2 separate regions of the Homo sapiens genome follow, and region 1 is linked to region 2. Evidence: chromatin loops called from intact Hi-C (ENCODE). Cell type or tissue: chondrocyte. All regions are shown on one strand. Links, peaks and the distances in the headings refer to the core of each region. The heading gives the core; the rest is flanking DNA. Region 1 overlaps STX1A (syntaxin 1A). Region 2 overlaps MLXIPL (MLX interacting protein like).

Evidence for each region. Peaks named below come from ENCODE experiments on the same cell type or tissue, not always from the same donor. Only the 100,000 strongest peaks of a DNase experiment are listed, where the experiment ranks them.
Region 1: a loop joins it to region 2, with 2.9 times the contacts of the local background. A loop is called at or near these places in 21 of 110 quality-filtered maps.

Annotation. Positions count from the first base shown.
Region 1 is chr7:73,714,173-73,717,072 of GRCh38, reverse strand. All of the region lies in intron 1 of STX1A (syntaxin 1A), which reads left to right. Among named protein-coding and RNA genes, the nearest start is that of STX1A, 4.0 kb to the left of the region's middle. RefSeq lists an enhancer at 1,095-1,626. In chondrocyte, for the core only: a CTCF peak has its summit at 1,459; no DNase peak of the experiment used is centred there.
Region 2 is chr7:73,621,307-73,624,206 of GRCh38, reverse strand. MLXIPL (MLX interacting protein like) reads left to right here. Exons shown (of 17, transcript NM_032951.3): 1 at 1-7. Among named protein-coding and RNA genes, the nearest start is that of MLXIPL, 1.8 kb to the left of the region's middle. In chondrocyte, for the core only: no CTCF peak of the experiment used is centred there; no DNase peak of the experiment used is centred there.

The DNA of each region.
Region 1 (2,900 bases), core at 309-2,808, 93 kb before region 2:
TCCAGCCTTCTCCAGCCTTCTCCAGCTCCCAACTCTCCCTCTGCAGATGGGGAGTGAAGGGGGTCACTGGGGACTAGCCAGGGGGCCTCAATGCTGTCGCAGTCCCTCAGAGATCAGAAAGGCCACTTGCAGGTTACAGGTAACAAAGAGAGACCGAAGACAGGGCCAGGGTCACACAGCCAGGGAAAGACTTTTAGGTTAGAGCATCCCCAGGAGCCCCACTCAGGCTGTAGCTGCCTCCTCCCCTCAACTCAGAGACTCCCTGATTTTCTTCCTGGGGACTTTGCAGAGCTGACCTTTCTCCCTGGGCCCAGAACATGTATTTGTCTATGTGCCAGGTCATGTGGGACAGACACATGGGACCTGTTGCAGGAGGCTGAAGACGTAGCAAGGAGGGAGAGTTGGAGCAGCACAATCCTGGAAGGCTTCCTGGAAGAAGAGACCCTGGGATAGCACAGGAGCAGGAGCTGGATTTGAATAGGAGGAGAGAAGGTGATCCAAAGGAGGGGACAGCTTAGTGAAGGCAGAGAGATTGGAATGCTCAACCAGGAGAGAATAGCAGGTGGTCCTGACAGCTGGTGTCTGGGGCCCCCTGAAGTGCCTTGAGGTCTAGACTAGGGCCCAACTCACTGGAGCAGCCCAGGCAGGCCTGGATGGGAAGGCCCAGGGCCCTGCTTTGCCCATCAGTTTCCCCTTCTCTTTCGTTGCTGGGAAGAGTCTGGCGGTTGGGTGGCAACACCGGGCAGGTTCATCCTTAATCTCCCTCTGCTCATTTCCTCATCTGCAGAATGGAGCCAGTGTTACCTACTTTGCAGAGTGGCAGGCACGAGAGTGTAAGAACAGGAGCCGGACAGGGCTCGCCCGATCCTTCCTCCCATTACGTTCCAGAGGTTTCCCAGCATGAACGATGCATTTGGGTACATTTTCATCTGGGGTGCAGGTGGAACGGCCTCCCGGGACCATCTAGTTCAACCTCCTATCTTACAGATCAGAAAACAGGTCCAGAAAGGGCCAGGTGTTTATCTGAGGTCATGCAGCCTGTGGGGGCAGAGCCTGGCCCCTTCCACGGCCTGAAGCTGCCTCCCTGAGCCACTCTGGGGCCCTGTGAAGGGGCAGGCTCTGCAGGGCGGGGACCTGGTGTACACACAGCTGGAGGCTGGAGACAGGGTGAGGAGGCTCAGATTGCACAGCCGTCTTTCCTGGAGACCCAGCTTGGCCTCTCGCACACCCCTGACTCAGCTCCGGGCCTCTCTGCACTAGTGATATTGACTTTGATTAGTCATTTAAAAGAAGAAGGGAAAAAAATAGCCCTCGAGGCAGACAACAGCCACTGTGCTCAGCAGTGATGAATCAACCTTGCCAGCCTGGTGGCTTCCCCTGGGACACGCCTGGAGGCTGCCTGGCCTCTGCGCCTCTTGGAGGAGTCAGACTATTACATCCAGGAAGGTGTCCTGGAATCCTGGAGTCTCTGCTAGGAGAGACCACCAGGGCTGCCCCACCTCTGCCAGGGGAAGCTCAGGGCATCCAGCTCCCCGTGGTTCCAGCAGGGTCTGTTCTTCCTAGCAGTCTCCATGCTAGGGAGGTAAGGAGCACTCCCTCCCAGCCTTCCTGGTTGGAGGTGGTGTTTTTTGTTGGTTTTTTTTTTGTTTTTTTAGACGGAGTCTCGCACTGTCTCCAGGCTGGAGTGCAATGGTGCCATCTCAGCTCACTGCAGCCTCCACCTCCTGGGTTCAAGTGATTCTCCTTCCTCAGCCTCCTGAGTAGCTGAGACTACAGGTGTGCATCACCATGCCCGGCTAATTTTTGTATTTTTAGTAGCAACGGGGTTTCACCATGTTGGGCAGGATGGCCTCGATCTCTTGACCTCGTGATCTGCCCGCCTCGGCCTCCCAAAGTGCTGGGATTACAGGTGTAAGCCACCACACCCAGCCAATTTTTTTTTTTTTTTTAGACGGAGTCTCATTCTGTCATCCAGGCTGGAGTGCAGTGGCATAATCTTGGCTCACTGCAACCTCCACCTCCCAGGTTCAAGTGATTCTCCTGCCTCATCCTACCGAGTAGCTGGGATTACAGGCATGCACCATCACACCCGGCTAATTTTTGTATTTTTAGTAGAGATGGGGTTTTGCCATGTTGACCAGGCTGTTCTTGAACTGCTAACCTCAGGTGATCCACCCACCTTGGCCTCCCGAAGTGCTGGGATTAAGGCATGAGCCACTGCACCCGGCTACCCCTATAAATTCTGATTCAGTCTCTTTGGGGTGGATCCCTGGAAGCCGTTTTTGTTTTTTTTTTTTAACCCCCCCAAAGGATTCTGGTGCTCGCCCAGCTTTGAGAACTGCTGAATGCAGAACAAAAAAACACCAGGATGTTAGCTGGGCTTGGGGGCTCACACCTGCAGTACCAACTACTTGGGAGGCTGAGGCGGGAAGACTGCTTGAGCTCAGGAGTTTGAGACCAGCCTGAGCAACATAGTGAGACCACCATCTCTACACAAATTTAAAATTAGCCAGGTGTGGTGGCAGGCACCTGTAGTCCCAGCTACTCTGGAGGCTGAGGCTGGAGGATTGCTTGAGCCTGGGAGATCAAGGCTGCAGTGAGCTATGATCTTGCCACTGCACTCCAGTCTGGACAACAAAGCGAGATTCTGTTTCAAAAAAAAAAGAGCTGGGCGCGGTGGCTTACGCCTGTAATCCTAGCACTTTGGGAGACCGAGGCGGGTGGATCACCTGAGGTCAGGAATTCAAGACCAGCCTGGCCAACATGGTGAAACCCCGTCTCTACTAAAAATACAAAAACTAGCCGGGTGTGGTGCGGGTGCCTGTAATCCCAGCTACTCGGGAGGCTGAGGCAGGAGAATCGCTTGAACCTGGGAGGCGGAGGTTGTGGTGAGCCGAGAT
Region 2 (2,900 bases), core at 270-2,769:
CCTACAGGTGAGGGCGGTTCCGGGCCCTGACGGCCTTGGCTTCCAGGTGGGGATGGGGGGGGGGTCCGGGGCAGGACTGCGCGCTGGGGCCCTCAACACCCCACCCGAGCCCGGTCCTGCGGCTCCCGGAGGCTCCGATCACGCCCTGGACACCCCCTTTCTCCCAGCCCCGAGGTCCTCCTACAGCGGCCCAGCCCGCTGGCCCCTGACGGACCCACGCATTTCTGATTCCCATTCCTCCCCCATTCCCTCTTCCCCGAAGCGCAGACCGCCTGCGCCCCACCTCTACCTGGACCTCTGGTCCCCTCTCTCTGGTCCCAGCCCCTCCGTCCCTACAAAAATGCCAGGCGCCCCTGGTCCCTAGGCCACCCGCGCCCATCCCCACTCTCCACTCTGGAGCCACTCCACCCGACCCCCTGCAGGCCTCGGCCTTCTCCCCAGCAGCCCCGGCCCAAGCCCGCCCTATTCCTGGACCCTGAGATACTCCCAGCGCCCCTGATTGTCCCAGTTCATAACCAAAGTGGACTGGAACTGGCCCACTCTCACGTCCACCTCCCCGCAATTGCTGAGACACCTCTTCTTGATCTGCTACATTAAGGGTGGCGGGAGGAGGATGTCCCAGAAATGTCCAAGAGGCGCAGCTCGCAGAGGTTACGCCGGTGCCCGGGAGGCCTGGGTTCGCCTACCCACGTCGCCACACTAGGCTGAGCGCCCGTCGCTGCCTGGGACCCCCGCTTAGTGCCACCGAGAGCGCACAGGCCGCGCCCCGCTGCCGCTCCACGCCCCGCGTCCCAGAGGAGGGCGCGAACCCGAGGCCTGGCCCAGTGCCCTGGAGCAAAGTTCCCCGGAGTTGAGGGGCCAGTATAAATTATCAACCGAAAACCCGTAGGGGAGAAAGGGGGATCGGCCGGCCTTGATCTTTTCTCTGTGCAAATATTCCTCTTCCTCCGCGGCGCCTCCTCCCCTTCTGAGAACCGCTGGCTACAGATCGGCACCTGCCGCCCTGCGGGGGAGCAGGAGCTGGGGTGGGGACTGTGAGGGGAGTGTTGCCTGCCCCCAACCGCAGCCGCCCAGCTGCGACCCCATTGGCTGGAGGCGGAGTAACCTTGGCCCACAAGCTCTGGCCCCTGGCCCAGGTCATGTTGCAACCCGATCGGCCAGGGCGTCGGACCCGTGTGGAAAGTTCAAATTCCCGTCCCTTCTCCCTCCCTCCCCAAATGTCACGCGACTGCCTGGGACAGGGCATCTAAGGTCCTGGTACACCGGATGCCGGCACTCCTCCTCCTAAGGGTCTCCCATTTCCCACCCAACCCCAACTTTGGCTGCTCATTATATACTACACATCACTCTATTTGGGAGGGGGCCTCACTTCCAACCCTGACGATGGGTGACCAAAGAGGAGAGGTTCTGGGGAGCTGGCAAGGTAAGGGACAGAGCGCACCCCCAAAATTGCCCCCCCACCCAGAGGCTGACTCAAGGCTGATGTAACCCCAGTCAGAGATAGCTGGGGTAGAGAGGACTGTGTTTTCTTCCCAAATACCCAAATATTAATAGTAAATCTCTGGCTGGGCACAGTGGCTCCTGCCTGTAAGCCCAGCACTTTAGGAGGCCAAGGTTCTCATCCAAGGATTGCTTGAGCCCAGGAGTTGGAGACCAGCCTGGGCAACATACTGAGAACCTGTCTCTACCAAAAAAAAAAAAATTTTTTTTTTTTTTTGAGACAGAGTTTTGCTCTTGTTGCCCAGGCTGGAGTGCAGTGGTGCCATCTCAGCTCACTGCAACCTCTGCCTTCCGGGTTCAAGAGAATCTCCTGCCTCAGCCTCCTGAGTAGCTGGGATTACAGGCGCCCACCACCTCCAGCTAATTTTTTGTATTTTTAGTAGAGACGAGATTTCACCATGTTGGCCAGGCTGGTCTCAAACTCCTGACCTCAGGTGATCCACCTGCCTTGGCCTCCCCAAGTGCTGGGATTACAGGCATGAGCCAACATGCCTGGCCAAAAAAAATTTTCTTTAATCAGCCAGGTGTGATGGCACATTCCTAGTACCAGCTACTGGGGAGTCTGAGGTGGGAGGATCACTTCAGCCCAGGAGGTTGAGGCTCCAGTAAGACATGATGGTGCCACTGCACTCCACCCTGGGTGATAGAGTGAGACCTTGTTGGAAGGAAGGGAGGGAGGGAGGGAGGGAGATGGGGGGAGGAAGGAAGGAAGGGAGGGAGGGAGATGGAAGGAGGGAGGGAGATAAAGGAGGGAGGGAGATGGAGAGAGGGAGATGGAGAGAGGGAGATGGAGGGAGGGAGGGAGATAGAGGGAAATGGAGGGAGGGAGATGGAGGAGGGAGGGAGAAGGAGGGAGGGAGGGAGATGGAGGGAGGGAGACGGAGGGAGATGGAGGGAGGGAGAGGGAAGGAGATGGAGGGAGGGAGGAAGGGAGAGAGGGAGGAAGGGAGGGAGGGAGGGAGATGGAGGGAGGGAGGGAGCTGGAGAGAGATGGAGGGAGGGAGGGAGATGGAGGGAGGGAGGGAGATGGAGGGAGATGGAGGGTTGGCTCGGTACCAGGAGAGCTTCTAGATTTCCCCATTTGGTAGTGGAAAAGCCCTGAGGCTTGAACTGGGACAGTGTTTTCATCCTCAAAGACCCCCAGTTCCAGGGGTCCCCTGGAGGGGAGCAGATTACAGGAGCTGAGTGTCCCAGGGGAGTGACTATATGGGAAGAGACAGTAAGGCAGAGAGTTCAGAAGGTGGTGGGAAGAACAGCGAGCTTGACCAGGGACCCACCTGAATCAGGGACCAGCCTGACCCAGAGACCAGCCTGCAGAGGCCTGGCAAGGTTTCACCCTCTGCAGGTTAGCGTGGGCAGAGGGAGGATCGAGGAGGCCGTCTTCCATGGCTCCGTGGGTG